Linked DNA regions of Homo sapiens: all the other regions are linked to region 2. Evidence: chromatin contacts called from ENCODE Hi-C or POLR2A ChIA-PET data. All regions are on one chromosome and are shown on one strand. The core of a region is the stretch at or near the end of the contact, and the rest is flanking DNA. Distances in the headings are between cores, read along the strand shown. Region 1 overlaps KDM2B (lysine demethylase 2B). Region 2 holds the start of PSMD9 (proteasome 26S subunit, non-ATPase 9). Region 3 holds the start of KDM2B-DT (KDM2B divergent transcript). Region 4 overlaps RNF34 (ring finger protein 34).

Region 1 (7,012 bases), core at 1-2,500, 440 kb after region 2:
CATCTGACCAGTCGTGTCTGTTCCCCTGCAGAACCGGGCTGTGGGTCGGCCCAAGGGGAAGCTGGGCCCGGCCTCCGCGGTGAAGTTGGCCGCCAACCGGACAACGGCAGGAGCTCGGCGGCGCCGGACGCGATGCCGCAAGTGCGAGGCCTGCCTGCGGACCGAGTGCGGAGAGTGCCACTTCTGCAAGGACATGAAGAAGTTCGGGGGCCCCGGGCGCATGAAGCAGAGCTGCATCATGCGGCAGTGCATCGCGGTGAGTGCGGCCCCCGCCCAGCCCTGCGCTCGATTCAGGCCCCTGCGTGCCGGCCCGCGTGTCTGACCGCTGCTCGCTCTGGCCGCCCCTCCGCACACAGAGAAGCCGGGGCTGTGGACTCCCCGAGAGCTCTTCCTGTGGACGGGAAGGCGCTGGCCGCTTCGCAGGCTCAGGCCTCCTGCTCCTTCCCTCCCAGGGTGCTCAGGTACTTTGAAGTTGCTGCCATTAAAGATGACAGGCAGCCTGTCCTGTCTGTGACCCCGTTGCCAACATTACGGTTCTGGGTGACGGTTCTGGGCCCTTCCTTCCTTCCTTCCGGCCCTGCCTTCAGAGTCAGAAGTCTGGGTGGAAGGTCAGCGCCCCATCTCAGGGGGCTGCCCCCAACAAGGAGTGATTTATGGTACTGAGGAGCCGCGCCCGGGAGAGCCTGGCCCGCCCCTCCACACCGCCTGGCCTCAGCTCCGGCAGTGGCCCCGCGCCGCTGGTCTCGTCCCCAGACAGGGCAGTGGACATGGACTTCGCAACGGGGCGAGGTCGCGGGGTTTGCCCTTGAATTCCCTTGTACACACCCACATGCTCTGCCTTCCTCAGGGCGCTGCTCCCCGGGGGCCGGCGGTCCTCCCTGTGGAGGAGTCATCTCCCAGTCCCCGTGGAAAAGCAGGCTCGGCTGGAGGGACGGGATTCCTCGGCCCTGGTGCGCTCATCTGCAGGCCCAGCCTGGCATAGGGTGAGCCCTTCCTCCTTGGCTGTCGATGCCCCGCAGGCCCAGACACCTCAGCCATCTCCTTCCACGCATATTTCTTGTGTTTTGTTTTTTGAAATTGTGGTAAAAAAAATACATTAATCATTTTTAAGTATGCAGTACAGTAGTATTACCATATGCACGTTTTTGGGAAGCTGATCCCTAGAACTTTTTCATTTTGCAAAACTGAAACTCCATACCCACTGAAGCTCTACTCCCCTTTCCCCTCCCTCAGCCCGGGCAACCACCATTCCACTTTCAGTTTCTAAGAGCTTGACTCCTCTCGGGACCTCATAGAAGTGGAATTATGCAGTAATTGGCTTTCTGTGATTGGATTGGCTTGTTTATAGCCCTGAGCATAAAGTCCTCAGGGTTCATCCATGTTGAAGCATATGACAATTTCCTTTTTTTTTATGGCCGATTAATACTGAAAGTGTATTTGTACCAAATTTTCTTTTTTTTTTCTGAGATGGAGTCTTGCTCTGTTGCCCAGGCTGGAGTGCAGCAGTGGAATCTTGGCTTACAACAACCCCTGCCTCCTGGGTTCAAGCGATTCTCCTGCCTCAGTCTCCTGAGTAGCTGGGATTACAGGCACCTGCCACCACATCTGGCTAATTTTTATATTTTTAGTACAGACGGGGCTTCATCATGTTGGCCAGGCTGGTCTCGAACTCCTGACCTCAAGTGATCTACCCACCTCGGCCTCCAAGAGTGCTGGGATTACAGGCGTGAGCCACCACGCCTGGCTCAACTTTTCTTTATCCATTCATCTGTTGATGGACATATGGATTGCTTTCACCTCTTGCCTGTTGTGAATAGTGCTGCAGTGAATATGGGTGTGCAGATATCTCTTTGAGATCATGTTTTGAATTCTTCTGGATATACAATTGACCCTTGAACAACACAAGGGTTGGGGCACCATCTGACCTCTGTGCAGTTGAAAATCTGCATGTAACTTTTGACTCCCCTAAAACTTAACTACTGTTAGCCCTATTGTTGACCAGAAGCCTTACCAGTAACAAAAACAGTCCATTAACACATATCTTATATGTATTATATACTGTATTCTCACAATAAAATAAGCTAGAGAAAAGAAAATATTAAGAAGATCATAAGGAAAATATATTTATCATTCATTAAGTGGAAGTGGATCATCATAAAGGTCTTCATGCTCATCATCTTCACATTGTGTAGGCAGAGGAGGAGGGGTTGGTCTTGCTGTCTCAGAGGTGGCAGAGGCAGAAGAGATGGAGGAGGTAGAAGGGGGGGGCAGGAGACGCAGGCACACTCAGTATAACTTTTGTTGAAAAAAAATCGGCATATAAGCGGACCCACACAGTTCAATCCTGTGCTGTGTAAGGGTCAACTCCATGCCCAGAAGTGGGCTTGCTGGGTCATATGACGATTCTATTTTTAACTTTTTGAGGAACCTCTGTACTGTTGGCCACCGCGGCCATCCCGTTTTACATTCCCACCACGGGTGCATGAAAGTTCCTGTTTCTTCCTCTTTTTTTTTTTTGATGGAGTCTTGCTCTGTCACCCAGGCTGGAGTGCAGTGGCACGATCTCGGCTCACTGCAAGCTCCACCTCCTGGGTTCATGCCATTTTTCCTGCCTCAGCCTCCAGAGTAGCTGGGACTACCAGTGCCCGCCACCACGCCTGGCTAATTTTTTTGCATTTTTAGTAGAGACGGGGTTTCACCATGTTGGCTAGGATGGTCTGGATCTCCTGACCTCGTGATCCACCCGCCTCGGCCTCCCAAAGTGCTGGGATTACAGGCGTGAGCCACCGCACCCGATGAAGGTTCCTGTTTCTCTGTGTCCCCACCAACATCTGTTATGTTATGGGCTTTCAGTTTGTTTTTAGTGGCCATCCTAATTTGTATGAGGTGACGTCTCACTGTAGTTTTGATTTACTTTTCCCTAATTCTTAGTGATGTTGAGCATCTTCTCAAGTGCTTATTGGCTGTTTGTCTGTCTTCTTTGGAGAAATGTCTGAGTCCTTAGCCCGTTTTTAAACTGATTTACTTTTTTCTTTTCTTTTTTTTCTTTCTTTTTTTTTTTTGAGACAGAGTCTCATTCTTTTGCCCAGGCTGGAGTGCAGTGGCGCAGTCTCGGCTCACTGCAACTTCTGCCTCCTGGGTTCAAGAAATTATCCTACCTCAGCCTCCCAAGTAGCTGGAGTTACAGGCACATACCTCCACACCCAGCTAATTTTTGTATTTTTGGTAGAGGCAGGGTTTCACTCTATTGTCTAGGCTGGTCTCAAACCCCTGACCTCAGGTGATCACCCTCCCGCCTTGGCCTCCCAAAGTGCTGGGATTACAGTGCATCTGGCCTAGATCGGCTTTCTTTTGGGGGTTTTTGTTGCTGAGTTAGAGGAGTTCTAGATATGTTTTGGATATTAACCCTTATCAGGTCTCTGGTTAGCAAGGATTTTCTTCCATCCTGTAGATTGCCTTTTCACTCTGTCAGTTCTTTCTTTTGCTGCAGAAGTTCAGTTCCACTGCTTGTGCTTTTAATTGGTACCCGAACCCCAGGACATTTCCATGGATTTCGGGGAATTTGTGAGCCATCCTGAAATTAAATGCATTTTTGTCTATGTGCATGCATGGATGTGCATTTTTTGGAGACTGGGTCCATGTGACCCATTGGATCCTATAGAATTTAAAAGAGCTTGTCTATAGCAACTGTTGGTTTTTAGAACGGTGTCACCTAAAACCCAATGTGTGCCAGTAATGAACCCGCGACTGTCTTTTTCTCTTTGGCATTATTATCTCCCAGCCCCCGTGTGCTGGGCCCAGTTATAGGAAACCTGTCTCGGGTGCCATCTTATCTTTGCAGCTCTGGTGCCTGGCACAGCGCATGCTGGTTGAAGGAAACCCCATTTTTCTACGTCTCCTACTCTCTTCAGCTTGACGTGGCTTCTGGAACTGATGGCAGATGCAGGCTTGGCCTGACCCTTGGGGTCCTTCTTACTCTTCTCCTAGCCCTTCTGCTCTGCCAGGGCACTTCTCACGTGTTACCCACCTGTGACATACGCAGCCCCACCTATCTTCCTTTTCTGGACCCTCCCTTTGCTCCGTCGCTGGGGCTGCCTCCGTAGCCTCCCCTCTCCACCATGTCCCTGCCAGTGTCATGCCGATGTCATGCTGGTGTCCTGCAGTCTGCCCCCCCACATGCGCCCCAAGCCCCCTGCCAGCCCCTGCAGGAGATTTGCCTCTGGCACCGCCTCCCATCCTGCCACCTGGCTCAGAGCCCGTTCTGCCATCTGCCCCACCCCACCACAGACCCTCTTCTTGCCGTGTGGGCCGTGCTTCACCCTGTGCCCCCCGCTGCAGTCTGGTCCCCAGACGTCCCCTTTGGCCTGGCCTGCTCTGTCCTCATTCACCTTGAGGCCCCGCGGCCTTGCCCACTTGGCTTCTCTCCACCCTGTCCTCCAAGTCCTCCAGAAATCAGCCTCTGCTGCTTCTGAGAACTCTTGAACATGATTTTTCCATGTTTTCTTTGGATTTCAGCGACTTAATGTCTTTGTCTTCCCAAATAGCTCATGGGGAGCAGCCATCTCCCTCGCTCCTGTGGCCCCAGGACCTTGTTTCAGGCCGTGGCAGATGTGTGTTTGGTATTTGTGGAAGGAACGATGACTGCCTTGCCTTCTGTGTCCTGTTTATTAGAATTCAAACATTTGCGCCATTTAATCAAGTCTTTTTCACTTACCAATGGCGTGTATATCCCAGCCTGCTTGAAGCTCCTCTGAGCAGCATAATAAAGGTTGGCTGCGTGCTTCCTCTGTCTGCAGGTGCACTGGGCGGGATGAGGCTGACCTGCCCTGGCCTCAGGGGGCTCACAGCCGGGTGCATCAAGTTCTCACACTTCGTGGTCTCAGGGACCCCTTCATGCTCTTCAAAATTATGAGGACCCTAAAGAGCTTTTCTTTTATGTAGGCTATATATTTATTAATATTGACCGTATTAGAAATTTAAACTGAGTTTGATGTGAGAGGACTTTAGCTAAAAAAAAAAATTAAAACTGATTTTTTTTTTTTTTTTTTTTTTTTTTGAGACAGAGTCTTGCTGTGTCGCTCAGGCTGGAGTGCAGTGGTGTGCTCGTGGCTCACTGCAGCCTCTACCTCCTGGGCTCAAGCAGTCCTCCCACCTCAGTCTCCCGAGCAGCTGGGACTACAGGCATTCACCACTACACTCAACTAATTTTTGTATTTTTTTGTAAAGACAGGGTTTTGCCACGTTGCCCAGGCTAGTCTCAAACTCCTGGGCTCAGGCAATCCGCCTGCCTTGGCCTCCCAAAGTGCTGGGATTGCAGGCATGTGCTATCACTCCTGGCCAAGAAATTTTTTTTTAGATTTTAAATTTATCTTAAAATAACAAGAAAACCCATGACGTGTTAATAGAAATAACATATTTTGGCCGGGCGCGGTGGCTAATGCCTGCAATCACAACACTTTGGGAGGCTAAGGTGGGAGGATCACTCGAGGTCAGGAGTTTGAGACAAGCCTGGCCAACATGGTGAAACCCCATCTCTACTAAAAATACAAAAATTACCCAGCACGCCTGTAGTCCCAGCTACTCGGGAGGCTGAGGTGGGAGAATCGCTTGAACCCAGGAGGCAGACAGAGGTTGCAGTGAGCCGAGATCATGTCACTGCACTCCAGACTGGGCAACAGAGCAAGACACCGTCTCAACAATAAATAAGAAAAAAGAAATAACATATTTTTATGAGAAATAATTACATTTTCCAAAAGAAAAATAAGAAGAATGGCGTTGTTTTATATTTTTGTAAATCTCTGTTATGTCTGATTCATTAGAAAGGACTTGGAATTGCCGGGTGCGGTGGTTTACGCCTGTAATCCTGGCACTTTGGGAGGCCGATGTGGGTGGATCATGAGGTCAGGAGTCCGAGACCAGCCTGACCAACATGGTGAAACCCCGCATCTCTACTACAAATATAAAAAATTAGCTGGGCGTGGTGGCGGGCACCTGTGCTACTCGGGAGGCTGAGGCAGGAGAATCGCTTGAACCCAGGAGGCAGAGGTTGCAGTGAGTCGAGACCGTGCCACTGCACTCCAGCCTGGGTGACAGAGCAAGACTCCATCTCAAAAAATAAAAAAAAAAAAGAGAAGACCTGGAATTTTCATATCTGCTTCTGTGTTTTGTCTATTGTGATATGTTGTTTTGGAGGGAGTATGAGGAAAATTTTGCCTCACACAGATATATACTACTTGGAAAAGGGAGGAGTATTTTAATAGCCTTTTTGATAACTGTGGATACTCTGATACTCAACTAGAACTCAACAGTTTTTTTTAAAGTTTAGTTGCAATGTGGAGTCTGAAACTGTATCAATGAGCTGTTCACACTGTTACATTGAAAATCATTAGCCTGTCTTGACCTTTGAGTAGCTCATTTGCTCAGGCATGATGTTGTAACACCATGTATTGGTCATCTGGAAAATATTGGCTCCCTGAGTTAGGCGGATTTTCCAAATATTGGCACATAATATTATTTTAGAAATCACGTTTGTTAATATGATTACTGATCTCATTGGAAAAGTCTCTCAGTATTGGGAAGCTGTGCGGGTTATGGTGGTTCATAAAAGTTTTCCAAAAGTCTAATTTTCATTCAGAAACTTGAATTTTGTCATTTGCAACAAATGCTGTCAGTTATTTTTCTGGAAATGACAAGCTCACTTCTTTGATCTTCACAAAAATACACCAGTGTCCAGGGGGTTTCTATCAGTCATTCCTTCAAGTAAAAATAATCTGTGGAGAAAGTGGCCATTTCACCTCCCAGCTCAGTCACGAGTGCTTTTCCTTTGGTACGCGTCACCTGTGTGCCGAGGCACTTTACGCATACTTCTTATTGTCACAAAGCACATGAAAAGGATGTGTACTCTAGGGTAAGGTTTTCATAAAGTAATTTTTACTGTTTCATCAGAGATATTCTTAGATGAAACTGGTGATCTTTTTTTTGACGGAGTCTCGCTCTGTCGCCCAGGCTGGAG
Region 2 (6,836 bases), core at 3,805-6,304:
GATAACCACGAGCTAACCCCCAGAACCTGTAAATATGACTTTATTTGAAAAAGAGTCTTTGTAGATGTAATTATGTTAAGGATCTCGAGATAAGCTCATCTGGTGGCTGGTGTCCTCATAAAAGAAAGGCAGAGGTAGGTGTGGGACAGACACAGGAGGAAGGCCACATGAAGATGCAGGCAGAGGTTCAAGTGACACAGCTGTAGGCCAAGGACCGCCAGCAGTCACCAGAGGCCAGGAGAAAGGCTTGGGAGCTTCTCTCTCAGAGCCTGCAGAAGGAGCCAACCCTGCTGACACCTTGATTTCAGACTTCTGGCCTCCAGAGCTGGGACAAAGTAAATTCCTGTTTTAAGTCACCAACTCTGTGGTGTTAAGGTGGCCTCAGAAAACGACTACGCGCAGAAGTCATAAATAGTGGCTGTAAGGATTAGTCAGTCCAGGGACAAGCTGCCAGTGTACACAGGCACTGAGAAGAGGGATTCCATTCATTTTGCTCCCTTTCTCTCTGGAAGCCTCCGGGTTACACCCAAACCTACTGTCCACTGCGCAGGGAGATAGTTCTCCACACTCCCCTAACACAGGACTCGCCGTGACACTGCAGAAATGCGCCAGGGGCTAAAAACCTGTATCTGCTCCTGCCTTCCCACAGTGGTTAAGGGTTGACCAGCCTTTGAGAATCAATATCACATTGGATAATGCTTCTCAAAGGATGGGATCCATAACACTAGCAGCTCACACACACGGCATTAAATAACCCTGAATCAAAAATACATATTCCTCTCCCAATTCTCTACAATCCTGCAATTGTCAAGGCAAAAGTGTCCATTTGGTGCTGGTCTCTGCAACACCCCAGTTACTTGCTATCTCTAGTACCCTCTGTTTTTATAACAGTTTTATTGAGATATAATTCAGATACCATATAACTGACCCATGTAAAGTGTAAAAGGTAATGGCTTTTGTGTTTGTATTGGTTTGAGACAAGATCTTCTGTTGCCCAGGATCGGGTGCAGTGGTGTGTTCATAGCTCACTGCCGCCTTAAACTCCTGGGTTCAAGCGATCTGTCTCAGCCTCCTAAGTAGCTGGGACCACAGGCACATGTCATCACACCTGGCTAATTTTTAATTTTTAATTTTTTTTTTTTAAAGACAGAGTCTCGCTCTGTTGCCCAGGCTAGAGTACAGTGGCGAGATCTTGGCTCACTGCAAGCTCCGCCTCCTGGGTTCAGGCCCTTCTCCTGCCTCAGCCTCCCGAGTAGCTGGGACTACAGGCGTCTGCCACCACACCCGGCTAATTTTTTTGTATTTTTAGTAGAGACGGGGTTTCACCGTGTTAACCAGGATGGTCTCGATCTCCTGACCTCGTGATCTGCCAGCCTCGGCCTCCCAAAGTGCTGGGATTACAGGCATGAGCCACCATGCCCGGCCTTTAATTTTGAATTTTTTGTAAAGATAGGCTCTTACTGTGTTGCCCAGGCTAGTCTCAAACCCCTGGCCTCAAGTGATCCTCCTGCCTCAGACTCCCAAAGTCCTGGGATTACAGGCATGAGCCACCACGCCTGGCCATTGACCATTTGTATTGACCATATTTTCTTTGGAGAAATGTTTATTCAGATCCTTTCCCTGTCTTCTAATTGGCTGTCTTTTTATTATTGAGTTGTAAGAGCTCTTATTATAGTCTAGATACTATCCTCTTATCAGAGAAATGATATGCAAATATTTTCTCCCATTCTGGAGCTTATCTTTTCATTTTACTATGCCCTTTGAAACACAGTTTTAAAGTTGAAGTCCAACTTATCATTTTTTCTTTTGTAGCTTGTGTTTTTGGTGCCATATCTAAAAAGGCTTTGCCTAATCCAAGGTCATGAAGATTTACTCCTATGCTTTATTATACGAGATTTATAGTTTTAGCTGTCCACTTCTTTTTTTTTTTTTTTTTTTTTTTGAGATGGAATCTCTGTCACCCAGGCTGGAGTGTCGTGGTGCAGTCTTGGTTCACTGCAACCTCCGCCTCCCAGGTTCAAGTGATTCTCTTGCATCAGCCTCCCGGGTAGCTGGGATTATAGATGTGTACCACCACACCTGGCTAATTTTTGTATTTTTCGTTGAGACGGGGTTTCACCATGTTGGCCAGGCTGGTCTCGGACTCCTGACCTCAAGCGATCCACACACCTCGGCCTTCCAAAGTGCTGGGATTACAGACGTGAGCCACCATGCCCAGTCTTTTTTTTTTTTTTCTTTTTTCTTGAGACGGAGTCTCGCTCTGTCACCCAGGCTGAAGTGCAGTGGCGCAATCTTGGCTCACTGCAAGCTCCACATCCCGGGTTCAGGCCATTCTCCTGCCTCAGCCTCCAGAGTAGCTGGGACTACAGGCGCTGGCCACCACGTCCAGCTAATTTTTTGTATTTTTAGTAGAGACGGGGTTTCACTGTGTTAGCCAGGATGGTCTCGATCTCCTGACCTCGTGATCCGCCCGCCTCGGCCTCCCAAAGTGCTGGGATTAGAGGCATGAGCCACCGCACCCGGCCTTTTTTTTTTTTTTTTTTTTAAAGAGACAGCATCTCACTCTGTCACCCACAAGAGAGTGCAGTGGTGCAATTATAGCTCCCTGCAGCCTCAACATTCAGGGTTCAAGCAATCCTCCTGCCTCAGCCTCCCAAGTAGCTAGGACTACAGGCATGCACCACCACGCCCAACTAATTTTTAAAAAAATTTTTTGTAGGCCTGGCGCGGTGGCTCAAGCCTGTAATCCCAGCACTTTGGGAGGCCGAGGCGGGCGGATCACGAGGTCAGGAGATCGAGACCATCCTGGCCTCAGGTGATCCACCCACCTTGGCCTCCCAAAGTGCTGGGATTACAGGCGTGAGCCACCAGGCCCGGCCCAAACCCACTTTTTAAAAACAAATATAGAGCACGGTTTCAGGCTGAAAGCTTTCAGCAAGCAACAGCAGCTAGCCAGAAGCAACCAACATGCCGTATCAACATGCAAAGCATCTGACCTTATATTTAAGAGAAGAGATTATCATTTTCCATATGCAGCGGAGTTTTGAAATTTCCTTTTAAAATACATTTATGGGCAAGGCACTGTGGCTCATGCCTGTAACCCCAACACTTTGGGAGGCAGAGGCAGGAGGACTGCTTGAGCCCAGGAGTTTCAGACCAGTCTGAGCAAGCAACATAGTGAGACCCCATAGCTACAAAAAATACAAAAATTAGCTGGGCGTGGTGGCACGTACCTGCAGTCTCAGCTACTTGGGAGGCTGAGGTGGGAGGATTGCTTGACACCAGGAGATTGAGGCTGCAGTGAACCAAGATGGTGCCACTGAACTCCAGCCTGGGCAACAGAGCGAGACCCTGTCTCAATAATAATAATAACAATAATAATACATTTATATAAGATTAAAAGTAGATCTATTTAAATAAAAATATCAAAGGAATAACACAAGTGGTATATGCATATAGTATACTGCATGTGGTAGAAAGTAAACTAAAGTTTGAGAAATTGCTGGTAATTTGCTTGAAAGCACAGGTTCTGAATGTAACAGACCTGAAGTCTGAATCCCACTTTGAGCATATAGTCAGCACCCAGTAAAATGGTTCTCTGGCCCTCCGTATGAAACTTCATCTTATGGCCGGACGCGGTGGCTCACGCCTGTAATCCCAGCACTTGGGGAGGCCAAGGTGGGCGGATCACCTGAGGTCAGGAATCCAACACCGGCCTGACCAACATGGTGAAACCCTGCTTTTACTTAAAATAAAAAATTAGCCTGGCGTACTGGCGCTCGCCTGTAATCCCTACTACTCGGGAGGCTGAGGCAGGAGAATCACTTGAACCCAGGAGGCAGAGGCTGCAGTGAGCCGAGATTGAGCCACTGCACTCCAGCCTGGGTGACAAAGCAAGACTCCGTCTCAGACAAAAAAAAAAGAAACTTCATCTTACATCACCTAAAATGCATTCCATCCCACCCTACTTGGGCATAATTAATTGCATCTTCCTCTGCAAACTGATCTGTGATTTTACACTAGATGGCATAAGAAAACCTGCATCAGCTTTTGAGCCAGACCCACCACTGCCACTTCCGAACTACATGACCTTAGATAGGCGTTTGCCCCACTCTGGGCCTCAGTTTCCTCCTTATGCAATAAGGATGATGAGCCTTATTTGTAACTCAAAGTTCGGTCCTTAGACCACTAGCATCAGCATTGCTGGGAGTTTGCTACAAATGCAGAATCTGCTCCCTTGCCTCAAACAAAATCTGCATTTTAATAAGATCCCCAGGTAATTCATATACACACTGAAGTTTAAGAATTCACGATACAATCAGCAAATGCCGGGTGCAGTAGCTCACGCCTGTAATCCCAGCACTTTGAAAGGCCGAGGTGGAAGGATCGCTTGAGGCCATGAGTTCGATACCAACCTGGGCAACACAGTGAGACTCTGTCTTTACAAAAAGTACAAAATTAAGATAAGGCAGTCAGCGAGGCACATGACAGCTGTTTAATCACCAAGTAACACCTGTTTCCCCCTCCCTAAAATGGAAAGAGTAACAGCATCCACCTCAAAGGGTTGTTGCAAAGATTAAATTAACTCAACAATGCACAGCACTTAAACCAGCGCCTAGCACACAGCAGGGCTCCACAAACTCTTGCTGGATATCAATATGGCTAACTCTTCAGTTGCTAAAGTTCTTTGCCTGCCTTCTTGTGCCGACAGAGGCCGCACTTGCGGCGCCTTGGGCCTCCCAGGGAGATCCGTTGCGGAGCGCCCAAACTGAGGCCGCCCTGGCATCCCAGTACCCCAGGGACTCCGGGCCGGGTTAGGCGACTTGGGGCGCCCCGAACCCACACTCACGCTTTCCAGCACGTCATAGTTGGCCTTGATCTGCGCTTCTATCTCCTCCTTGCGCCGCATCAGCTCCTGGACGTCGCTGACAGTCACGACGCCGGCCTGCGAGGAGCCTCCGCTCTGCCTCGCTTCCTCGTCGGACATCGTGAACCCCGGGCCGCGACTCCAGAGACCCGGCTCCCGGGCTAGGGACGACGCCCCAGTCGACCGTAACTACGGCTCCGCCCATGCGCCAAAACACCACAGCCGTCCGCGAACGCGAGAACAGTCAAGGGGCGGGGCTTGGGATGGGGCTTAGGGCGGAGCTGGGTCACCGGAAGCCGCGCCCTGCCGGAACACGTGCGCCTGTGGTGACCCGGCAGGAGTAGCGTCGGAAGCAATGGATCCCCACGCAATTGCACACCAACGCTAGGGGATGATCTCGCCCCAGCTGACTCATTTTCTCATTCGTGCAGCAGACATTTATTGAGCGCCTACTGTATGGATGGATACTGTACGCCAGAGAACCGCTGCGTGGCGCTCCAATTCAGTTCTTCACATCCACACAGCCCTGGAGGATTTACAAAATACATTAAGGTTCCTTATCCCTCACTTTACAGATCCGATATGCCTGAGTACACACCCCGTATCTTGCCACTTAACGGCAATCTGTGTGACCCTAGGTCACTACTTGGCTTCTCTGGGCCTCAGTTTCCTCATCTGTAAAATGGGGCAGTAATTGATAGCAATCTATCTCATAGAGCTGTCCTTCTGCTAACAAATATTCATGGAATGATTCCTATGAGCCATATACTGTTGAAGGTGCTGGATGTTCCTGTTAAGGCCTCTAAAAATCGTAGTGATAATAATAACGGTAACAGTGTTTATTTATTGATACTTATAATGTGCCAGACGCTGTTCTAAATGCCTTACATATATTAATTCAACAACCTCATGAAGCTAGATTATTACATCCCAATTTGACAGCTGAGAAAACCGTCTCAATAACCAATTTACCCAACTAGCAAAATGTGAGGCCAAAATTCCAACCCAGCTTACCTAAACAATCAACTTTGATATCTGACCATGTGCCTCTAATATTTTGTCTTGAAAAGGGCTCAGCGGTCATCTGTGTAGTATTCAAACATGTTTGCCCTGAATCTAATCATTGGAAAACAGACATATCCAAAAGAAGGGACATACTTCAAAACAACTGGCCTGAAAACTTCAAAAAAAGTCAATGTTGTGAAATACACATGGGGAATAAGGGGTGGGGGACAGAGAAAGGAGGCGGATATGCAATTGCCTAGATTTAAGAACACTAAAGATGTGCATCAACTAAATGCAATGGGCCAGGTGTGGTGGCTCATGCCTATAATCCCAGCACTTTGGGAGGCTGTGGCAAGCAGATCATTTGAGGTCAGGAGTTTGAGACTAGCCTCGCCAACATGGTGAAACCCTGTCTCTACCAAAAATATAAAATATTAGCCGGGTGTGGTGGCACACACCTGTAATCCCAGGTACTCAGGAGGCTGAGGTCTCGAACCCCTGGCCTCAAGTGATCCAGCCCAGCTCGGCCTTTCAAAGTGCTGGGATTACAGGAGTGAGCTACCGCACCCCTCAAAAATAAACTAACATTTCTAACATTATCGAGAGAGAGAGAGAGAGAAATACAGGTGCAGTGGCTCATACCTGTAGTCCCATTATGCTGGGAGATCAAGGCAGGAGGATCCCTTAGGTCCAGGAGTTTGAGACTAGCCTGGGCAACATAGCAAGACCTCCATCTCTACAAAAAAAAAAAAATAATAATTAATTAGCAGAGGACCAGGTGTGGTGATTCACACCTGTAATCCCAGCACTTTGGGAGGCTGAGGTGGGTGGATCACTTGAGGTCAGGAGTTCAAGACCAGCCTGGCCAACATGGTGAAACACCGTCTCTACTAAAAATACAAAAGTTACCAAGGCACAGTGCCACACACTTGTAATCCCAGCTACCTGGGAGGCTGACGCAGGA
Region 3 (6,633 bases), core at 44-2,543, 310 kb after region 2:
CCTCCCCACAGGTCTGTCTGATAGCCTGGGGACCATATGGGAGCACAGCAATCATTCAGATTCATAATTTCTCTGAGCTTCAGTTTCCCTATCTGCAAAATGACCTGCTCCAAGTATCCCACAGGGTTATGGCAGAAATAAAATGTCAGGCTCAAAGCCTGCTATCTACAATGTCCCTTTATCGTCTCCCTCTTGCCATGTCATTTTATCAGCATCTTTACCCGCAAGATCAGGCCTAGCAGGGCGCCACAGCTGGGGCTGGAGGAATGTTTAGGGCTAGCTTTTCTCAAGCCAAGTCGACCTGACTGTTGCTCATGATGGGAGGACAAGACAACCCAGGACCAGTGCTGGGGTAGTCAAAAACACTAGTAAGTGGACAGGGACCTAATGACACCCATGTATGTACGGAGGGTGCCGATACCTCCGCTAAGAAGCCCTGTAGGGGCTTCATCAAGGGCACTAGAGTTCCCCCCACCTATCCCAGAGCACCATGCACCTTTCCACCGACTTGTCTTCTATAAACTACCAACAAGGGCTTACCCTTCGCTCCTGTGCGGGCTGCGTTAGGAGGCGCCAGATCCAATTCTCTGCGTCTTTCGCTCCTGAGCATCTATCTGCTCCCCTTGCCGAGCGCAAGAACCTTTAAAAAATGTCCAACTTCTGTTTCAGGGCTGGTCGCCTAGTAAAGGAGTCCACAGAGGCGGGCAGAATGAATGAATGAAAGGCAACGTCTTCCGGTCAGCTGCGGACTGCAAAGGCTCTGGTCTGGCTGTATTTCCTGTACGTGTGTGTGTCCACATCTTTGAGTGCCGGGAGTTTAAAAGTTAGGCAGTCCTTATAGGTATGGAAGCCGAGCTAATTTCCTTCTGAGCCCCCCAAATGCCTCCTCCACATGGCGGGTCCGCAAATGGGGGGATCTGCAGAGGATCACCCCCCACGAAAAAGACATGCAGCAGAAAAGCAAAAAAAGAAAACAGTTATATATACAAAATGCTTTGAATTTGAGTCGGCCACACAGGTAATGTTGGGGGAGGGGTGGATGAAAGAAGAGGAAGAGGGGTAGCCCTGGGCAATGAGGGCAGGAACGGAGGTGGGGGGTCGTTTTTGGGGGTGCCAGGCCCCGGGGGCTTTCACGCCAGCATGCTCGGCTTGCATTTCCGCGCCTCCCGCTGAGGCCAGCCGTGCAAATCTGCACCTCCCTCCCCGCCCCCTCCTCCTTCCCTCCCTCCCTGCCCCGCCATCTCCGGGATGCGCCCGCCGCCTGCAACTCGGCCCTCCAAAAGTCAGCTCTGCACACAACTCCCGGGCGGCGGCGGCGCCTGCGTGCAGAGGCGCACTCGTGACCCAACAACAAAACAGCGATGCCACGGCGCTAACGGCGCCCGGTGCCTCCCGGGCTCCCTCCCCGCCCCATACCTCCTCGGGCCGCCGCCCCCACCCCCCCAAGCCCGGGCCGAGAGCCCCCCCAAATAGCCCGGCCGCGGGCTCCGAGCGCGATCGGCAACAATGTTTACGTTCCGGGGATTATGACGTCGACGCCTCCCCCCCCCCACAACTGCTGAAAATGGTTTCCTAGGACTTTGCAAACGGATCTGCCTAAGTGTTGGTGCAAAACTTTGTAGATCTCGGCTCTGGCTTGCTTTATTTATTTATTTTTTGGTTTGTTTTCTTTGGTCTTCCCTCCTTCCCCCCTCGGCCAAAATGCAGGGGGCAGGAGTGTTGACAATTAATTGGTGAACTCTCCTAAAAAAATGGAGGCAGAGAAAGACTCTGGAAGAAGATTGGTGTGTAGCTTTTTTTTTTTTTTTTTTTTTCCAAATCTGTATCTGGCATATGATAGATCTTTTTTTTTTTTTTTTTGGTTGTTTCTCGCTGCCTTTTCTTTCCTTTTCTGTATTTTGCAAGAGGACCGGGAAAAAAATATAATAAATTGCATGCAAAAGGAAGCAAGCTGCTTACTCCTCCAGCCCCTTGTGAGGCTTAGAGTCTCAGACACTTAAGTGGGGAGGTGGTATCGGGGAAAGGCGTGGAGGGGGGCTGAGCGGGCTCGGGGTTCGCCCGGAATCTGGGGGGCTGAGGGGCCGGGCGCTGGGCGGTGGAGGGAGGAGGCAGGGGGATGCGGGGAGTGGTGGGGGAGTCTCCTTAGGAAGTGAGTGTGCGCGCGCGCTTGTGGGGAGATGAGGCAGCTGCTGGTGCGTTTTGGGGTCTCCGATCCGAGCTTTGTGGCGGGCCGTCTGCCTCTCCCCCTTCCAAGCCCCGATTCTCCTCCCCCCACCTCCTCTTCTTGCACTGGCGGGCGGGCGGCGGGGGCGGCTGGGGTCTCAGCCCTTCCATTTCAGCTTTCCAGCTTCCCCGGTAGCTCGGGGGCGGCTCCAGCTTTAGAAATGCCGCCGGCCCCCGGTTCCGGCTTCCCGGCTCTGCCGCCGCGGCCGCTGGGGCTGCTGTTACCGCCGAGCCGGGCGCCGCAGCGGCTCCTCCTGGGGCCTACATTTGCCCCGCCAGCCCGTGTCCGGAGCCCCCTTCGCGGGTTACATAACCAGGCTCCCGGCCGAGTGGGCGAAGCCCAGCACATTTCGGGGGCGGGGGGCAGGGGAGGGTCCCCAGATGTCCCTTCAGTGCTTCCGAAGACACCGGAGGGGAGTACCCCGCGTAGAGCGCAGCTGGACCCTCGGGGTGCGGGCCCCTCTCCTTGTCCTGCTTTTCAGCATCTTTGGCAATTGCGCAAAGTTGCTTGGGTTGCAATGGTGGGGTGCAGGGGGCGCTCGGCTGCTGCACCTGTTAGTGCTGGGCCCAGGTTGAGAGGCGACCTCCAGCCCCCACAATAATGTCCCGGGCTCTCTGGTTTGGGTCCTCGCAGCGCCCGATTGACCGCCAGCGATACGACGAGAACGAGGACTTGTCGGACGTGGAGGAGATCGTCAGCGTCCGCGGCTTCAGCCTGGAGGAGAAGCTTCGCAGCCAGCTGTACCAGGGGGACTTCGTGCACGCCATGGAGGGCAAAGGTGAGGCGCCCCCACCCCGGGCCGCCCTCTGCGCTGCGGGCCGAGCGCACGTGGGGAGGGAGCTGCCGGTGGCTGGGTTCGTATTTCGCGCCCGCGTCCCCCATTCCAGGGGATCCGGTGACGAAACGAGGCCGAGCACTGGGGGGGTGGGGTGGGGTGGTGAGGGAGGAGGGCAGGCAGTAAGGGGGGCCGGGCATGGGCCTAGGCCCGGCCCGCGCCCACCACCAGCCCCAGGGTGGGCAGAGCCAGGGGGCCGGCGGACAGAGGGACCTGGAGATGGACAGGCGGACCGAGGGAGGGCGGGAGCGCCGCGTCCTCCCCCTCCCCGAGCCGGTCGCGCTCCCTGCGCTGCCTGAGGTGCCGCCGCCTGGCTGGAACTGGGTTCAGGGCGCCCCTGGGGCATCGGGGTAAGGCCCCCCAGGCCCGAAGCCTTCCCAATCCCGTTCCCGCTTGGGGCCTGCCAGTGAGGAACTGGTGATGGGGGCGCGTCGGGTGTTTGGGACGATGCCCCCTTAGGCCTGGGGTCCGCAGAGCCGCATTCCCCCATGGGCTCTGCCAGATTGGATCAGGGACCCCATGAGCCCTGAAGCTGTTGACCTGAACCCCTACCTGGGCCGGAGCTGTCTAGCGCTACAGCCTTGATAGGTTGAAGCCAAGAATTGGGGTCAGGGGGTGACTTCCCTTCAGGCTTCTGGGGGAGATCCCTGTCCCCTGGCAGTTTGAAGTGAGGAAATGGGTCTCCTCCCAGGCCTGAGACTTGGAGAGCTCTGTTCCTTGTGGGCCCACCCAATTGAGAGCGGAATCTGGGGACGCCTCCAGGGTTTTGGAGACCTTCACGGCCTGAGTTTCTCCCTGGCTCTCCTACTAGGAGGGTGGTGGGGGTCACCCTCCAGATGTTAAGGTGACGCCCTGGGTTGCCTCTGAGGCCTCCAGAGCCCTGGCCTTCCCAGCCTGCAGCCAGTGTGGCTCCTGGTTGAGGAACCTAGTATTGCCTGCGGGATTGGGGTTTTGAACATGCCCTACCTAGCCTTCCCAGGCCCTTCACTCCTTTTCCCTTTCAGATATTTCAATTTCCTTTAAGTTACAAAGTTTCTATTTTGTTCCCCCCACGCCCCTTGGAAAACCCTTCCATCCCTCAGTGAGCTGATAACCTGGAGTGCCTCCTTCCCTCCTCCAGGTTCTGGTTGAGTGGCTGTGGCTGTGGGGTTAGCTCTGAGAAGAGACTCCCAGCTTTGCAGTTTTGCGATTTCTCTTTTGTGCCCATTGCCTCCTGGAGCGCTGGGCTCCGGTGGTGAGGGGTGTTTGTTGGGGGAGGGAAGAATAAATTTCTCCCAGCCTGCCTGGTCCTAGAGCAGGGTGCTAGTCCCAGCTGATTTAAATTTTCTCTACATAAGTGGAATTTTAATTCCTCTCCTTTCTTCCCCCATTTTTACTGAGTTGAGTCATTTGGTGGATCCTATGTGCAAACAATATGCAAACTCTTCCTAGTCATTTGGGAGGAATTCTCAGCCCAGGATTTCAGAGCTTTTTCTCAGGCTGATTTGAGGAAGTTGAAGCTGACCCTGGGGGATGGGGTGCCTAGGGTGGGTGGGTCTAGAGGGCCGGTATTCCAGCCAGGGAGAGCTAAAGTGTATCCTTAGATCTGCTCTCCCGGCTTCTTTCAAAGGGGAGGGCCCAGGGCTTTGCTCTTTAATTCAGATCTGGCCCCAAAACTTGAGGGAGGAGCTTAGAAACAGGAGCCCTTAGCCTGGATTCAAAATAGAAGCTTCTTAAACTTCTCTTCCTTTAAATCCTTAGGAATCCCCATTCACTGTGAGCCCCTGGGGATCTGAGCTGCTGAGGTCAGGGCTTTCCCCGGCTTTGGGTTTTGTTCTCTGTCTCTCTTCGGAGGGGAGTTGTCTTGGCCTCCTCCTCCCCCAAGGCTGCCCTGTGAACTGTTTCCCTGGGCTAGCAGCTTCAGTGGCCTGAGGCCTCTTCTTCTCCCTTCTGACGGTCGGAGAGGCCTTCTTACCTTGCGGATTACTTTAGTTACCTGAGGATTTGGGGGACGTGAGAATTTATCTCAAGACCCATCACCTTCATATTCAGGGGTGTATGGTTGGGTCAGATTCACTGGTTTCAGAATTGGGGAAGGAAAGAAATTAGAGGCCTCCTTCATCCTCCAGGACTTTGGGTAAGGATTTGGGGACTGTACTAGAAAAACCCCAGACAGAGAGCGAGCCTGTGAATTTTCCTTGGGTCTTGCTATGCCCCCTTTACACAGCCTTCCCCTGGGGAGCCTCCCTCCCGGTTATCCAGCTGAAGCAAGGACTGTGATGGCTACAGCAGAATTTCACTCTTAAGACAACAAAGCTGTGCCCAGTTCCCTAGTTATTTTGGCACCAAATACACAGTTTCCAGGGAAACCGGCTTTTCCCCCCTCCCCTTCACTATGCAGGATATTACAATAAGATTTTCACTGATGCTCAGCTACAATGAGGGCCCTCCTCCCAGCCTCCTCTCTGGGCCTTCAGATCCTCCCAGGTGGCATTCTTCAATTTTGCAGTCCCTTTACTTTCCGAGCGCGGCTTGGGATGCGTGTCTCTGTCTATCCCTCTTTCTCAGCAATGGCTGGGACTCTTTTTGTGCGGTGCTCTTTTGAGTCTTCCTCCCCAACCCTCGCTGGCCTTGGGCTGTTCATTGACAAGTTTGGACCGGTGGGGCATGCCGAGAATGACTGACTGAGTAGGCAGAGGAGCTGATCGTTGGCATGGCTTCTCTTGGGCTTTGCCTAATCCATTTCCCGATCATTTTCCAAGGAGCTTTTGCTGTACAGCTGGTGCCTGCATCTCCTGGACCCCCTGCCCCTTCGTCCATCAGTTTTCTTCCCCTAACCAACAGATCCCGGTTCATTTGCTCCTTCGTGACTTAACCAACTTGTTTTAATTCAAATATCCAAACAGATTTCAACTATGAGTACGTACAGAGAGAAGCTCTCAGGGTTCCCCTGATATTTCGAGAAAAGGATGGACTGGGAATTAAGTAAGTTGCTGAAACTAATCACTCCTTCCCCCGTCTTCCTCCCTAACATACTTTATAGCTTGGGATGGATTTCTTCCACCCTCTTCCCACCTCTCATCACTGAGAAGGATCTTTTTTCACGATCTGGGAACAGCATCTCCTTGTTCAAGGCCTGACAAAGGGGAAACACTCTCCAAAGACTGGTCTTTTGCAGGGACTTTGGGCAGAGAGAGGACATAGGGTAATTAAGCAGTGTTGACTTTTTTCCCTGACCCACCCCAGTTACACTCAGTGACCTCCTACAGAGAATTGTACCTCTCCTCCTTCCCCTTGCTCCAGATCAGGAGACTGAGGCAGAGCCTGAGCTGCAAAGAGACTAGCCAGCCTCTAAGCCCAGACCCAGGGCACCTAGATACATGTTTCTTATGCAGATTCCTGGGGTGCCAATGTCTCCCCTTTCTTTGCCTGCCCTGCAGCTTGCCCCTCCACTATGTCTGTTTTCATTCACTGAGATCTGTCAGAGCTCCAGGTTGGGGGAGAGGTCTGGGAGGCAGGCTGGAAGAACAGGTTTGTGCCCCTTGGGCAGGGGCAGGGGAGGAGGCTTGGGGTGTCGTCCCAGGCAGCCTCTCTC
Region 4 (6,967 bases), core at 371-2,870, 460 kb after region 2:
CTTCACTGTATTCCACTGCAGACTTATCCATATGACATGACCTATTTAAAAAATTTACTTAAAGCAGCATGGGGCTGGGTGCAGTGGCTCATACCTGTAACCCCAGCACTTTGAGAGGCCGAGGCGGGCGAATCACCCGAGGTCAGGAGTTTGAGACCAGCCTGGCCAACATGGTAAAACCCTGTCTCTATTAAAAATACAAAATTAGCTGGGAGTGTAGTATGCACCTGTGATCCCAGCTACTCAGGAGGAAAAGGCAGAAGAATCACTTGAACCTGGGAAGCGGAGGTTGCGATAAGCCAAGATTGCACCATTGAACTTCAGCCTGGGCAACAGAGCAAGACTCTGTCTAAAAAAAAAAAAAAAAAAAAAAAATTGTTTAAAATTATCCAGGCATGGTGGTATGCATTATATGCCAGCTCCTGGGGAGGCTGAGGCGGGAGGGCTGCTTGAGCCCAGAAGTTAAGACTGTAGTGAGCTATGATCATGCCACTGTACTCTGCCTGGGTGGGCAACAGCAAGACTCTGTCTTTAAAAAAAAAAGGGGGGGGAGGGGGTAGAAAGGCATGCCAGTTTAAAAATTCAAATTCCAGGGGGAAATGCTTGCCCTCTGCCAAACAAGCCAATTTCCAAGTATCAAGCCTGTTACACTAAACATTTCTGTTGTCTGACATTTCTATTATCTGGCTAATAAACCAGGGTTACTTCAAACTACTATCTAAAAAATCCACCAAGCATTTTGTACTCTTTCTATAAAGAAGCCACTAAAACTTAATACACAAATCTAAGAGTAAACATTAAACTGCTTTAAACTAAGACTGTATAAATCTGAATTTTTGAATTTAAGTTTAGACAAAACCAGCACCTACTGCTTAGCTTCTATGGCCTGGATTTAAAGACTTGCCACCACCAAGTTACCAATTTGGAGGAAATGTTAAGATTTCCAGAGTCTCATCAAAAGATTACTTTGGGAGGAAGAGGCGGGTGGATCATGAGGTCAGGAGATTGAGACTATCCTGGCTAACACAGTGAAACCCCGTCTCTACTAAATATACAGAAAAATTAGCCGGGCGTGGTGGCGGGTGCCTGTAGTCCCAGCTACTTGGGAGGCTGAGGCAGGAGAATGGCATGAACCCAGGAGGTGGAATTTGCAGTGAGCTGAGATCACGCCACTGCACTCCGGCCTGGGCAACAGAGCGAGACTCTGTCTCAAAAAAAAAAAAAAAGTTTAGACAAAAAGCACAAGTGCCCACAAAACTCTGGCAACTTATGCTGCTTCTAAAGGGAAACCATGACCTGCTCAAGCCAGTTACTACCAATTGTGGTTGCAGACAAACAAGTGGGAGGCCTTGATTTACATGCTTTGATCTTCAAAAGCAGAAAATTTTTTTCTTTACTATTAGCCACACAAACTTTCTGCCCAAAGCACAGGGGCATCTGCCTCCTGGTGTTCACAGGTATTTTCAGCTCTGTTGATGGACTAATAAATTCTGAGCACCCAAGGCCATATGTGTTACTCACTGCACAGTCAGGAGATAACAGACTCTGAGAAGTGGCCACTCCCAGCTGCACTGAAATGACAGTTGGTCTCAACTCAACCATCCTGAGTCAAGTCAAGTTGGACCTAAAAGAGATTTCACAACATTTTTGCATAATAGCTCAAGTTCCTCTTTTTTTTTTTTTTTTTTTGAGACGGAGTTTCGCTCGTCGCCCAGCCTGGAGTGCAATGGCACGATCTTGGCTCACTGCAACCTCCGCCTTCCAGTTTCAGGCGATTCTCCTGCCTCAGCCTCCTGAGTAGTTGGGATTACAGGGACCCGCCACCATGCCCAGCTAATTTTCGTATTTTTAGTTGAGACAGTTTCACCATGTTGACCAGGCTGGTCTCGAACTCTTGACCTCATGATCCACCCGCCTCAGCCTCCCAAAGTGCTAGGATTACAGGCATGAGCCACCACACCTGGCCCAAGTTTCTCATTTCTTATGTGGTACTGGAAGGGTTAAGAGCAACTCTGGCATCAGAGCTAGGTTCAAATTCTGCATAGCCACTTTTTAACCATGAGGTTTTAGACAAGTCTAACTTCTCAGAGGTTAGAGAAGCAAAGCAATGTTTATTTCAGAAAGTTGCTTTGAGGACTGCAGAGGCAACTACAGCACCTAGCGCAATACCTGGACACAAGAAACAGCACATCAGCAGTTAACCTTACTGATAAGCAAGCAGGAAATGTAAGCACTGTTGCTCATGTGGCATTGTTTTTTTCTTTTTTTTCTTTTTTTTTTTTTTTGAGACAAGGTCTGGCTCTGTTACCCAAGTTGGATTTCAGTGGTGTGATCTTGGCTCACTGTAACCTCCACACCCAAGGCTCAAGCCATCCTCCTACCTCAGCCTCCTGAGTAGCTGGGACTACCACGCCTGGCTAATTTTTTCCAAAGACAGGGTTTCGCCATGTTGTCCAAGCTAGTCTTGAACTTGTGAGCTCAAGCATTCCTCCAGCCTCAACCTCACAAGGTCCTAGGATTACAGGCGTGAGCCACCGCACCCGGCCCCCATGTGACATCTTTGAAGGTGCTCCCACCATCTCTTCTGAAGAGGGGTGCTAGGCCAGGTCACTTGATTTAGGAACTGACCAAGACAATGTAAACAAAAGCTTTTAAAACTAATTTTATTCCTAAAGTTAAAATCAGCTAGCGGGTAGCACTGAAAATACACCTTCACTATACAAAACAATGTAAACTGATTACACATTAATAAGGAATTTAGCACACACACTTCTAATAAAAGAAGCTAGATGCAGCCCTTGCTATAAAAAGCTATACCTGAACAAAAATGGACATGTGGAGTCTAAGGCCCTGGCAGTCGACTAGAGAATGTCAGTTGTTCCCAATTATGTTTAAATGCAGAAACAGCAACAATGTGGAAACTTACATTCATCAAATGTTAGCATTTAAAATATACATGACTAATAAAGTGAACATTCAGAGGAGCCACTGCTCAGCATGTTCCATGTCGGCCACTTGTGGACACTGATCTCATCCAAAGAGGACAGAAGTTTCAAACATCTGAGCAGTTTAAGTTAAAAATAGGATGAAGGGGAAATAAGAGAACAGGATAAGTGTCCTCCCAAGACAGCAGTGGCTGATGCCCACATGGCGCAAACAGGCTGACTTCAATGAGTGTTCACGGGATGTGTGATAAAGCCCAGCTGAGCCCGGGAAGCTCACGTGTCCACAGGCAGACAGGCTCACGGCATGGACCAATGTTTCCACAACTCAGGATGGATCTTTCTGTCCCCACTTAGTAGTCAAAATAATGTTTTAAAATAGCTTCAGCCTTTGAACATAACTTTCCAGTCCCTTCTGTGCATTGAAATGTTGGGGGTCAAGTTTGGGGGTGACTGTCCTGGTGAGGGGAGCCTGTTTCAGGACTTGAACACGTGCACGGCTCGCACCACATACTGCCGGCAGATGGGACACTCACTCATGCGCTTGCCGCACTTGGTGCAGGTAACCATGTGCCCACACTCCAGTAGGACACAGTCGATGACGGCATCCATGCAGATGCGACACAGGCTGTCGTCTTCCTCATCCTGCAGCTGCAGCCGCTCGCCATCTGAAAGGCAACAGAGAGCTAAGGCCTCGGCTTCAGGCATGGCCAGTCAGCCAGCCACCCTCCCAGTCCGAAGCTGAGCAGCCACCTGCTGAATGACCCCTGCAGGCCCAATGCCACCCCAGTGTTGTACAAGAAATAATCCCAACTTCTCTGCACTTTGGTTCTCTCCACTAGAAATGGCAATGATAAAAGCTATACCTCAGGGTTTTGTAAAGAATAAAATGCTTGACGTACCCAACAAATGTTAGCTATGTATTTCTATTTTATATCTTTGTCTAATTCAAGACATCTGTGATAGGGATATATTACTTCTGTAACTAGAAAAAGAAACCCTCAGCTGGTCTTCTGTAGATGGGCTTTGGAGTCAGGATGCTATTGGAATTTAACTCAGTTGCCCCAGCTTTGTAGCCCTGGGAACACCACAGTCTCTGGAGCCTCATCTCAGTAGGAAAAGGAGCCTTAGTTCCCCCTTAGGAAAGTTAGGAATAATTGTGCATCCTTCCCTCCCTAGCCTTAGAATCATCTCAAGCCATCTGTGTTCCTGGCCCTGCTGAAGTCTAACTTGAAAGAGATGGGCCGTCCTGGCTCTTGGCCCACCTTTACATCTGAGAAAATCCAGTCTGTGAATAAGAAAGACGATGAATAAGTTAAAAAAAAGTTAACCCCAGCCTGAGATTTGGCCATAGGGCTATGGATTTGGGTGCTTCCCTTTCTACAGGTCAGAGGAGATCAAAGGGAATCATGAATAGTTGGAACAGAACAGGAATTCAAGCTTGAAAGGTCAGTAGTCTCTAGATTTAAGAGAAATGTTTTACTGCCATTCATGGGGAGAGATTCTTGTGATCTGGGGTCTTAGTTCATGGCCCACGACTACTGGTGTGGACCTGGGGAGAAAGGATCTATGGGATGAGATGGCAGATATGCCAATGGAGAAGGCACTAGGCAACTCAAGATGAAATCAGAGTGGGCCTTGGTCTCTCCTTCTGTGTGGAGGGTTCCTTCCCACTCTTTAGAACTTAGGAAAGCAGAGGAGCCAGTATCTTGTCAGGGATATGGGAACAATCTTGGTAGTGACTTGGAGCCAGTCAAGCTAGGAAAGATGCCAGCTGTGCTCAAAACAAAATGTGTGTTCCACCCAAGCCAGAGATTGAACTAGGGTTAGATTATGCAGTGAGTTAATGGAGAAAGACACTGGAAACCATGCTGTCATAATAACAACCATGTTATATCCTACGCCGCAAAGTACTTAAGGGTGGGAATGGCATTATCGTTGTGCACTGTACATAGTTGCTATTTACATTTATGAAGTCAACTGACTTCTCCCCTCACTGCCAGAAAACCATTTCCCAGCCAGCAGCCTACGACCTCTGAAAGCTCTGAGGATGAAGATTCCTGCATCTACCACTGTGACATCATCTTTGAAGTAGGATTGCCAAAATATTTTGTGCATATTCTGGGCATAAACCTGTTCATCAACAAATGCTGTATTATAACCAGCTTTTAAAGGACAAAACTCAAGATGATAAAAGTTAATGATGGGAGGGCTGTTTAAGCTAGATAGGAACATAAGATTTGTTAGTCTGAACACCACTGAGGGTCAGGCATGGTGGCCCACGCCTAATTCAGCACTAGTCTGGGCAACATAGTGAGACCCTGTCTCAATTTAAAAATATTAAGTACATATATATTTTTTTTACAATTAAAAAGAAAAAAATAAATACAACTGAATTATTTTTTCTTGTCCATAAATGTTCCGTGGCTTGATCGTGTTACCAGCTGAGGAAGAATTTCTGTGCCAAATTTCATCAATGTATAGTTGAGAAGTTTTTGTTCTGTTTTGTTTTGTTTTGAGACAGTCTTGCTCTGTCACCTAGGCTGGAGTGCAGTGGCATGACCACGGCTCCCTGCAGGCTCAAGCAATCCTCCCCCCTCAGCCTCCCAAGTAGCTGGGACCACAGGCTGGTGCCACCACACCAGGTTTTTTTGGTTTTTTTTTTTTTTTTTTTTTTTTTTTAGAGATGGGATCTCTCTATGTTGCCCAGGCTGGTCTCAAACTCCTGGGCTCAAGTGATCCTCCTGCCTCAGCCTCCCAAAGTCCTAGAATTACAGTTGTGAGCCACCAAGCCCAGCCTAGTTCAGAAGTTCTTAACCTCAGCTTTTTGTGACTTACACAGAAATCTACAGATAGTTGATGCTAAGAACTATGTAACATCTGGGCTATAGGGAATTTTCCCCCTACTGTTAGATTTAAAAGTTGAGAGAACCAAGGTACTGGCCGGCCAAAGGCATTAGTGAGAAAATAAGCATTTTTACAGAGACGAGGAATTTAATTAGGGTTGTAACAAATAGTTAATTATAGTAAGAAAAACCAAATTGAATAATTTTCTAACTCACTTGGCAGTGGTGGTCTCGCAGCCATAATGAACATCACATAATGAAGTTACTCCTTTCCAGATCTATAAACAGGCTCATGTAACTAACTGATACTCAGTAAAATGGTACACAGCTTTCTCAAAAATAAATTTGACTTAATTGTGACAAAAACAACCCAGTTTTTAAAAGCCTAAGGAAAAATACTACAGGGAAAAAATGAAAAGATAAACCTACAGGACTTTTGGTTTTCTTCATTCTCTTTGTATAACCGGTTTACTTTCTCTACCAGTTCCCATTTTTCACAACAGCCAGAATAGTTGACAAAATTCCGAGCCAGAATTTCCTTCAGCTGGCGCACGCTCATTCCTTCCACATCATCAAGGCTTGACAAGTCAGACAGTGAAGCTCTCACTCTCTCCTTGGAGAGCCCGGGGTTCTGAAACCACAGAGCATCCATTAGCCCTGGTCCCATAAGTCCAGACCCTCCCCACTCTAAACTCATCACTGGCCCTGAATATTCTCCCAGCCATCTCAGCAGTCCTAGAAGTGTTTCAGTATACTGTCCTACATTCAAACCAGAAGAAACATCCTGTACTAATCTAGCGAATGTCCACAGGGCACTGTCCCTTCCTGTCAGGCTGACATGTCAGGGAAACCAAATTTTATAGGTGGCCTCACCCGATCCTCTGCGTTTTCTTCTTCATCATCATCATCCTCATCATCGTCGTCATCATCATCTTCTGTGTTTGCTGAAGTGATTTCACTTTGTACCTACACTTATACAACGTATCTGATTAGGTCAGGAATCAATCTGTATTTATCACTAGAGAAAACCTTGTCATTGATGCTCCCCATGATGACCAGAAAGCCAGCATAATGCACATCTTTGGATTCAGAATGCTGCTGACCCTTCCAAAAAGTTGGGCCCTACAAAATTGCATGAAGAACCTACCTTCCATAAAGTTAGCTCAAAACACAAATTCC

Evidence for each region. A loop is a pair of places that touch in the nucleus more often than their neighbours do. ChIA-PET counts read pairs that join two places held with the same protein, here RNA polymerase II (POLR2A). Pooled maps may share reads with other maps.
Region 1: a pooled map shows a loop between it and region 2 (3-fold over the local background). The contact joins the enhancer-like site here to the promoter of PSMD9 in region 2. A Hi-C loop is called at or near these places in 3 of 168 maps with a recorded cell type or tissue (CD8-positive, alpha-beta T cell and naive thymus-derived CD4-positive, alpha-beta T cell), 5 of 37 single-sample maps with no recorded cell type and 16 of 50 pooled maps. POLR2A ChIA-PET finds 5 or more read pairs at or near these places in 2 of 52 experiments (K562 and WTC11).
Region 3: a pooled map shows a loop between it and region 2 (4-fold over the local background). The contact joins the promoter of KDM2B-DT here to the promoter of PSMD9 in region 2. A Hi-C loop is called at or near these places in 5 of 50 pooled maps. POLR2A ChIA-PET finds 5 or more read pairs at or near these places in 5 of 52 experiments (AG04449, T-cell, WTC11 and 2 more).
Region 4: a loop to region 2 is called in a pooled map, with 5 times the contacts of the local background. The contact joins the enhancer-like site here to the promoter of PSMD9 in region 2. A Hi-C loop is called at or near these places in 2 of 50 pooled maps. POLR2A ChIA-PET finds 5 or more read pairs at or near these places in 3 of 52 experiments (T-cell and activated T-cell).

What each region holds. Positions count from the first base shown.
Region 1 is chr12:121,446,364-121,453,375 of GRCh38, reverse strand. KDM2B (lysine demethylase 2B) reads left to right here. Exons shown (of 23, transcript NM_032590.5): 13 at 32-256. Among named protein-coding and RNA genes, the nearest start is that of MIR7107, 5.5 kb to the right of the region's middle. RefSeq lists enhancers at 1-451, 452-1,266, 3,798-4,298, 4,299-4,799. Within about 2 kb of position 1,250, at least 15 of the 41 ENCODE cell types and tissues checked have a DNase peak (open chromatin) inside an H3K27ac peak, as active enhancers do.
Region 2 is chr12:121,887,008-121,893,843 of GRCh38, reverse strand. It overlaps PSMD9 (proteasome 26S subunit, non-ATPase 9), which reads right to left and starts at 5,054. Exons shown (of 6, transcript NM_002813.7): 1 at 4,850-5,054. The coding sequence starts at 4,987. It also overlaps a transcript of HPD not described here. RefSeq lists enhancers at 4,170-4,783, 4,751-5,150, 4,784-5,397.
Region 3 is chr12:121,575,171-121,581,803 of GRCh38, reverse strand. It overlaps KDM2B-DT (KDM2B divergent transcript), which reads right to left and starts at 1,293. Exons shown (of 4, transcript NR_183427.1): 1 at 541-1,293. KDM2B (lysine demethylase 2B) reads left to right here and starts at 781. Exons shown (of 23, transcript NM_032590.5): 1 at 781-1,018; 2 at 2,858-3,002; 3 at 5,945-6,023. The coding sequence starts at 893. RefSeq lists silencers at 1,061-1,110, 1,191-1,500, 2,660-2,739 and enhancers at 556-1,491, 4,413-4,991, 4,992-5,569.
Region 4 is chr12:121,420,029-121,426,995 of GRCh38, reverse strand. RNF34 (ring finger protein 34) reads right to left here. Exons shown (of 6, transcript NM_025126.4): 4 at 6,662-6,754; 5 at 6,218-6,419; 6 at 2,648-3,610. The coding sequence ends at 3,420. It also overlaps a transcript of KDM2B not described here. Among named protein-coding and RNA genes, the nearest start is that of MIR7107, 21 kb to the left of the region's middle. RefSeq lists an enhancer at 1,407-1,486. Within about 2 kb of position 1,620, at least 8 of the 41 ENCODE cell types and tissues checked have a DNase peak (open chromatin) inside an H3K27ac peak, as active enhancers do.